Linked DNA regions of Mus musculus: region 1 is linked to region 2. Evidence: chromatin loops called from intact Hi-C (ENCODE). Cell type or tissue: heart. All regions are shown on one strand. Each heading gives the region's core, and the rest is flanking DNA. Links, peaks and the distances in the headings are about the cores only.

The links. Hi-C counts contacts between places; a loop is a spot of excess contacts. Peaks named below come from ENCODE experiments on the same cell type or tissue, not always from the same donor. Only the 100,000 strongest peaks of a DNase experiment are listed, where the experiment ranks them.
Region 1: a loop joins it to region 2, with 1.9 times the contacts of the local background. A loop is called at or near these places in 3 of 42 quality-filtered maps.

The regions. Positions count from the first base shown.
Region 1 is chr3:28,299,892-28,302,803 of GRCm38, reverse strand. All of the region lies in intron 1 of Tnik (TRAF2 and NCK interacting kinase), which reads right to left. Among named protein-coding and RNA genes, the nearest start is that of Tnik, 38 kb to the right of the region's middle. In heart, for the core only: a CTCF peak has its summit at 1,132 (motif pointing right); no DNase peak of the experiment used is centred there; H3K27ac peaks cover 757 bases.
Region 2 is chr3:28,368,403-28,371,314 of GRCm38, reverse strand. The region is part of intron 2 of Tnik (TRAF2 and NCK interacting kinase); the gene reads right to left. Among named protein-coding and RNA genes, the nearest start is that of Mir466q, 50 kb to the left of the region's middle. In heart, for the core only: no CTCF peak of the experiment used is centred there; a DNase peak (open chromatin) is centred at 1,444.

The DNA.
Region 1 (2,912 bases), core at 188-2,687, 68 kb after region 2:
GCATGGCATGTACTCCTCTGTAGAGGACCAGCATGAGATTCACAGTGCTAACAGGCTCACGACTGCCTGAAACTTGAGTTTCAGGAGTATCCAACAACTTATCCCCCACAGGCAACTGCCTTTCTGTGCACATATTCCTACAGACAGACAAATAAACATGATTTTTAAAAATAATAAAACTGGGAGTATAAAAACGTCTAATCATAATTTAAGTTAAAATTTCAATTTAAGGTGTGGTATTATTGTTACCATTGTGTAAAAGCATATGCCTTATAGAACTTGCCTAACAAGCAGGGTCTCAGGACACCCTAAGACCAGTCTCCTTGGCTACCATATCTATGTTCCCTCCCACCAATTAAATTCTAAGGCATGTCCTAGCCACTAAAAGTAAACTAATGAACAAAACAAGCAGAACATTCTTATCCTCCCAGAGTTTATACCAACCAGTATTTTACTGATAGAACACTCAAAGCTCAATACACAGTGTTGAAGGCGCCATGTCCAGTGGAGCTACAATTTACAAAAAGTGTCCCTGGGAGGCCTTCTATAACAGATAATAAAGACTCTACAGAAGTGAGAAACCAAAGTTGCATTCTGGGAAAGACTGGGGCAGAAGCATCCTGGAGGTCCAAGGAATAGGGGCAGAGTGGGCTGCCAAGTGAGGGGAATGGGTTGGATCTGACCTGGCAAGGCTTTAGTGATCATTGATAAGGAAGTCAGCACCGGGGTCCTGTGAGATGGCTCAGTGGGCAATAGTACATTTACTGAGTGAAAAGGAATCCCTGGTAGATTCTGTGCGACTGTATCAATTGCATGATCTAACTTAAGCTTCTTAGGATCACTGCAGACACGGTTGGGAATACAGTGGGCATCAAGGAAGGAGGAGAAGGGTCTGCTGCCCATCATTCTGGACAGAAAAGTCCAGTGGCTGGTTGATAACACTAGAAGCCTTGGATCCCGAGTTGTGCTTTCAAAGGAGTATGGCACCAACAGGATTTTGTGATGGATCCAACGATCAGAGAACAAAATAAACGGAGCCAAAAATAGCTCCCAAAGATTTGGCCTTGAGGAACTACAAAGAGAAGTCCTTCATTGGAATAAGCAAGACAGCAGGGGGAGGTCTTATCTTGCCTGTCACAGCTTCCTGTCCCTATCAGTCAGCACCAAAGGTTCTGCCCGCTCAGAATAAAAATGAGTCCATGATAGAAATTCCCTTAATCACTCCTAGAGCCAGACACTGCCCCTTCCTGTACAACGGCTGGGTGACCACTGCCTTTACTTCCTTAAGAACTATGCCTGCACTCTCCTTCTTCCCAGCAACACTCCTGCGGGGCAAATGGAGCATTCTAGCCACCCCCACAGTGTCCACTCCTCTATGCTGTATATGGCTCAGCTCATGGAACAATTTCCTTCCTCAAATCCTCCTCGTGATAAGATCTAATGTCAGTTTACTGTGACTTTTCCTTCCACATTTTGTCTTTATTTTCTTTGTTTCTCCCTTTTCATTCTCTTCTCTTAGGCAGTACATCCTTTGAACTCCCCTCTCTGCTCTAGGCTACATGGCCAGGACTCTACAGTCAGGTTCTCTACCAACTTCTGAAACAGCAACTCCAGCAGTTGGTTCAGTGAACAAATTAGTGGGACAATCAGTCTGTCAACCACTGTGCTTTGGCATTTTTTATGTCACCTGGGACCTGAATTCCAGTTCTACAGCCACAACCACAAGCCAAGCATCTGTGGCCTTCCTGGCAAATGCCCCTAACCAAAGCTATTAGCCCTGTCTTCATGGTTCCCCACCACCACCACCACCACCACCACCACCACCACCACACACACACACACACACACACACACACACACACACACACAGCAAACTGCTTTATTCAAATGACCCTCACAGAAGAGAAGTATGATAGCTATGCATGAAGACCAGTCAGGAGGTTCCTCAACAATAATAATAATAAAAATAATATAAAAATAGAACTACCATATGATCCCATAATACCCAACTTGAGAATGCATGTGCTCTTCAGAAGCCCAATGGCTACCAGCCTGTCCAGCCTTAAAAGCACGCTCTCCTTTCTAGGGTCTTGCTGTTCCTCCATCAAGCCTTTTGCGGCCACCGCTCCATACCCTGCCACATAGTTCCCTCTGGTTATTGACTCTGCCAGGTCTCCTTTATTCTCCTGTGCCATCCACAGATCGCAAAATCCAGCTTAGAGCCCTGCCTTTCCCAGGAAGCTGTACACACACTCATCCCAAGCAAGGGGTGTACAGCTCTCCTCCTCTGCACAGCCCAGAACTCACTGTCCTTAGCATCCTTGAGTGACCTACAACAATGATTCTAAAACCATGGTCTTGAGACCAGAACATCAGCAATATTTTGTTTAAAATGCAAGTTCCTGACCCCCCACGCTAGACCTACTGACTTGGGATCAGCAATCTGATTTGAGAAGCTCTGGATGAGACTAAGTCACACTTACATTTGAGGAGCACTAAGTTAGAAACCACTGTCTTGCAAGCTTTCTCTTTCCAAACACACAATACAATACACACGATGCCAACTATGGTATCTATGACATAGCTGTTCTTCAGAAAACAAGTTGTACAAATATTACTTCACAATTTCATCACAATAAATACCAAGTGAATTTTACTTCCAAGCATTCATTTTTAAAAAGCAAAGCAAAAAGTACCCGTTTTTACCAGAAGTCAACAAAAATAAGTTAACATTGTTTTTATCAAAAGGTCATTTAAATATTAAGTAAATAACAAAGTATCTAAATGAATAATAAATAATTTACTACTATTTAAACTAGGGGAGACTCTTGTATTTCTTTTCTATTTCAACTTTAGAAAAATAGTTGTGAAGTTTTTGGGCAGTGTTTCAATGATAAACACAAAAGAGTGTG
Region 2 (2,912 bases), core at 311-2,810:
CTAAATTAGCCACAGTCCAGAACAATAGAAAGTACTCATAATATTTTTAAGGATTCAACACAAAACAGTTGTATTTTTCAGTTCATATCCACCTAACTAGGTCATGTTACTGTAAGGGAAATAGCCAGGTTCAATCTGAACACTAGATGCAATGCTGTTCTGGACTATTAGTTAGAGGACAAGTTTGGATGTGTTGCCTAGGTAATATCCTCATCATGACTGGCCAATGCGCAGGCCCACACCAGGCCTGTGCTACGGATCATGAACATTCAATGCTATGGATCCAAGAACTCACGATAATGCATTTACACACACTGGGAATTGGAACTGGGAAAGCAGGTGCAATAGGTGGAGCACCTGCCTTGCAATCATGAGGACCGGAGTTTTATCTCCAGCACCCACTTAAAAAGCCAGAGGTGCTAAAACATGGCTATAATCCTGCTGAAGAGGGAGATTTCTGGGGATTGGTGGCCAGACAGAGAGCCCTGTGCGAGACTCTGTCTCTAAATGTAACATGGGGAGTGACTGAGGGGCACACATGGTGTCTACTTACACAGACACACATGCCTGCACACATGCATGCACACACGCACACATGCCCACATGCACACTCGCTCACTCACACACACACACACACATACACACATACACACAACTCACAATATACAGAATGTATTTGTAAAAGAAAATGGGGATGGATAGAGCAACGGCTCTGCAGTTAAGAGCACCTGGTGCTTTTGCAAAAAACCAAGTTCAGATCCCAGGATCCGTGGTGGTGGCTCACAACTGCTTATAAGTCCAACTTCAGGGAAACCCAATGCCTCTGGCTTCCTCATGTACCTAGACTCATCATACACACACCTACCTGCATACAGACAAACATGTCTTAATAATCATAATAATCATAATAATAATAATAATAATAATAAATCTTTAGGAGAGAAGGACAGAGGGGGAATATATGAAAATGCTCATGAGTAGGCATATGCCTATTAGCCTACCACCCAGGAAGCACAAGCTATAATAGACTTGCTGTGATTTTGATGCCCACCATGGCAATACAGCAAGAGCCTGCCAGGGGAATGAGTAGAACAAGGGACATGGAAGGGGAGAGGGACAGGGAGAGAGACAGACATGTGGAGCCAGAGGAGCCTGAGACTAGAGGAATCGTGAGGATTGGGAATTCAGTTTGGAATCAGGAGAAAGTTCTGGAGTCAGGCTCTGGCTGTGAACCTGCAACAGTGAATGAGCTGAATAATGTTACCGCCTTTGAAGCTGGCCTTAAAAACGGCCACAGTGGCTTCATCTGCACTCCCAGTGTCTTTGAAGATAAGATATTGCTTGGGTAGCACAGGCAATGATGTGAGTCCCACACACTGCCTCCTTCAAAATGATGCACAGCTGAGCCTGGTTCCTACAAGGAAGCTTTACAGAGTCGTCAGCATGTTGGTGGCCTGCCAGTGACTGGGCATCCCTATCATGCAGCCACGGGACGGGTTCCTAAAACAGTGCAGTGTGTTCTCCCTAAAGGACACTGAACTCTTCACACAGAGTTCAGTTCCTAGCTCTTCTCTGCAGGAAGTACAGACAACAGGTTTAACACTACAACTCATGTTGTGTAAGTTTGTTTGTGTTTATTTAGGGTTTGATGGGAGGCAGCTACCAAGGTTTTTTTTCCTTTATTGTAAATGGGAATGGAGTGGACACAGAAATTCTATGCATCACCTTTGAAAATCAGCAGTAGAAAATGGCTCTGAAATTATGCTCAAGGCCACAGAGCTCAGCAGAAAAGGCCATCCACCCCACCCCACCCCTACCTGAAGTGGAAACTTAAGGGTTCTTTGGAAAGTCAATTGGATGGTGTTTTGCTGGGGCAAACACATAAAGGAACATTTCGTTAAAGTGGACATAGGTGAAAGGCTAAGGCAGACTCATGAAGGAACCACTAAAGCAGACACAGGAGAGAGGTTGTTTTGCTAAAGCAAGCATGTGAAAGGACATGTGATGAAGGATTCTTTCCTAACAACACACATGTACTGGTCTGCCTCACATTGCATAGTTAAGCTGCTTTTGTCGGGATACCATAGAGAGAAATGCACCAAAAACAAAAAAAACAAAACAAAACAAAAAAAAAACAAAAAACAAAACAAAAAAAAAACCTCCTCGTGGTGTGCTGCAGTTTCTGGCCACGTCTGAAGTCTCAGGCTGATTAGAGACCCATACTGAGTCAAAACTGGTCCTGAGGTAAAGCCTGTGCTGAGGCAAGACTCGTGTTGAACAAGGCATGTGGAGGACACATGATGTTTGGAGGGTCCACAGAATGACCAAGACAGTGCTTGGCTTGCTGGTAAAGCTAGCTGTGCAACACGTGTGGGCCGCCTGCCTGTCTTCCCTGATCTTCACTTCCCTGAGAGAGGCACAGCTGAGAACTTCTCCTGATGATCCTGTTGGTCCCTCTTGCTGACTTGTGCCAAGGCCGAGGCCTGGTTGTCTCTGCTAGGTCACATCACTGCTTTTGCTAAGCTGAGACTCTATTGAACTGGATTGCTAGTGTATCTGTAAAGTGTTTCTGAGTGGATCAAGATGTCTGCTAACCTGTGAACTGAATTGTCAATTTCCAGACAACACAGATGGATGTGCTCCAAAGAATCTTTCTAAACAGACCCACTTCTCCTCTCCCCTCTTTCTCTTCCACTCCCGCTGATGGGTGGTAGGCTACAGGGAAGGTTAAAGCATTTAAGAACCATTACTAAATGTAAGGTTTGAAAAAAATAAAGTTTCATCTACCCCCCCCCACCCCACACCCTGCTAGTTATTCTCCTCAGACCCTCAGCAAAGAAAGTATGAACTACAATTTCTTATTGCACGCATCCAAAATATCCAAGTGGATTTTTATAAAGATACGTTTCAGG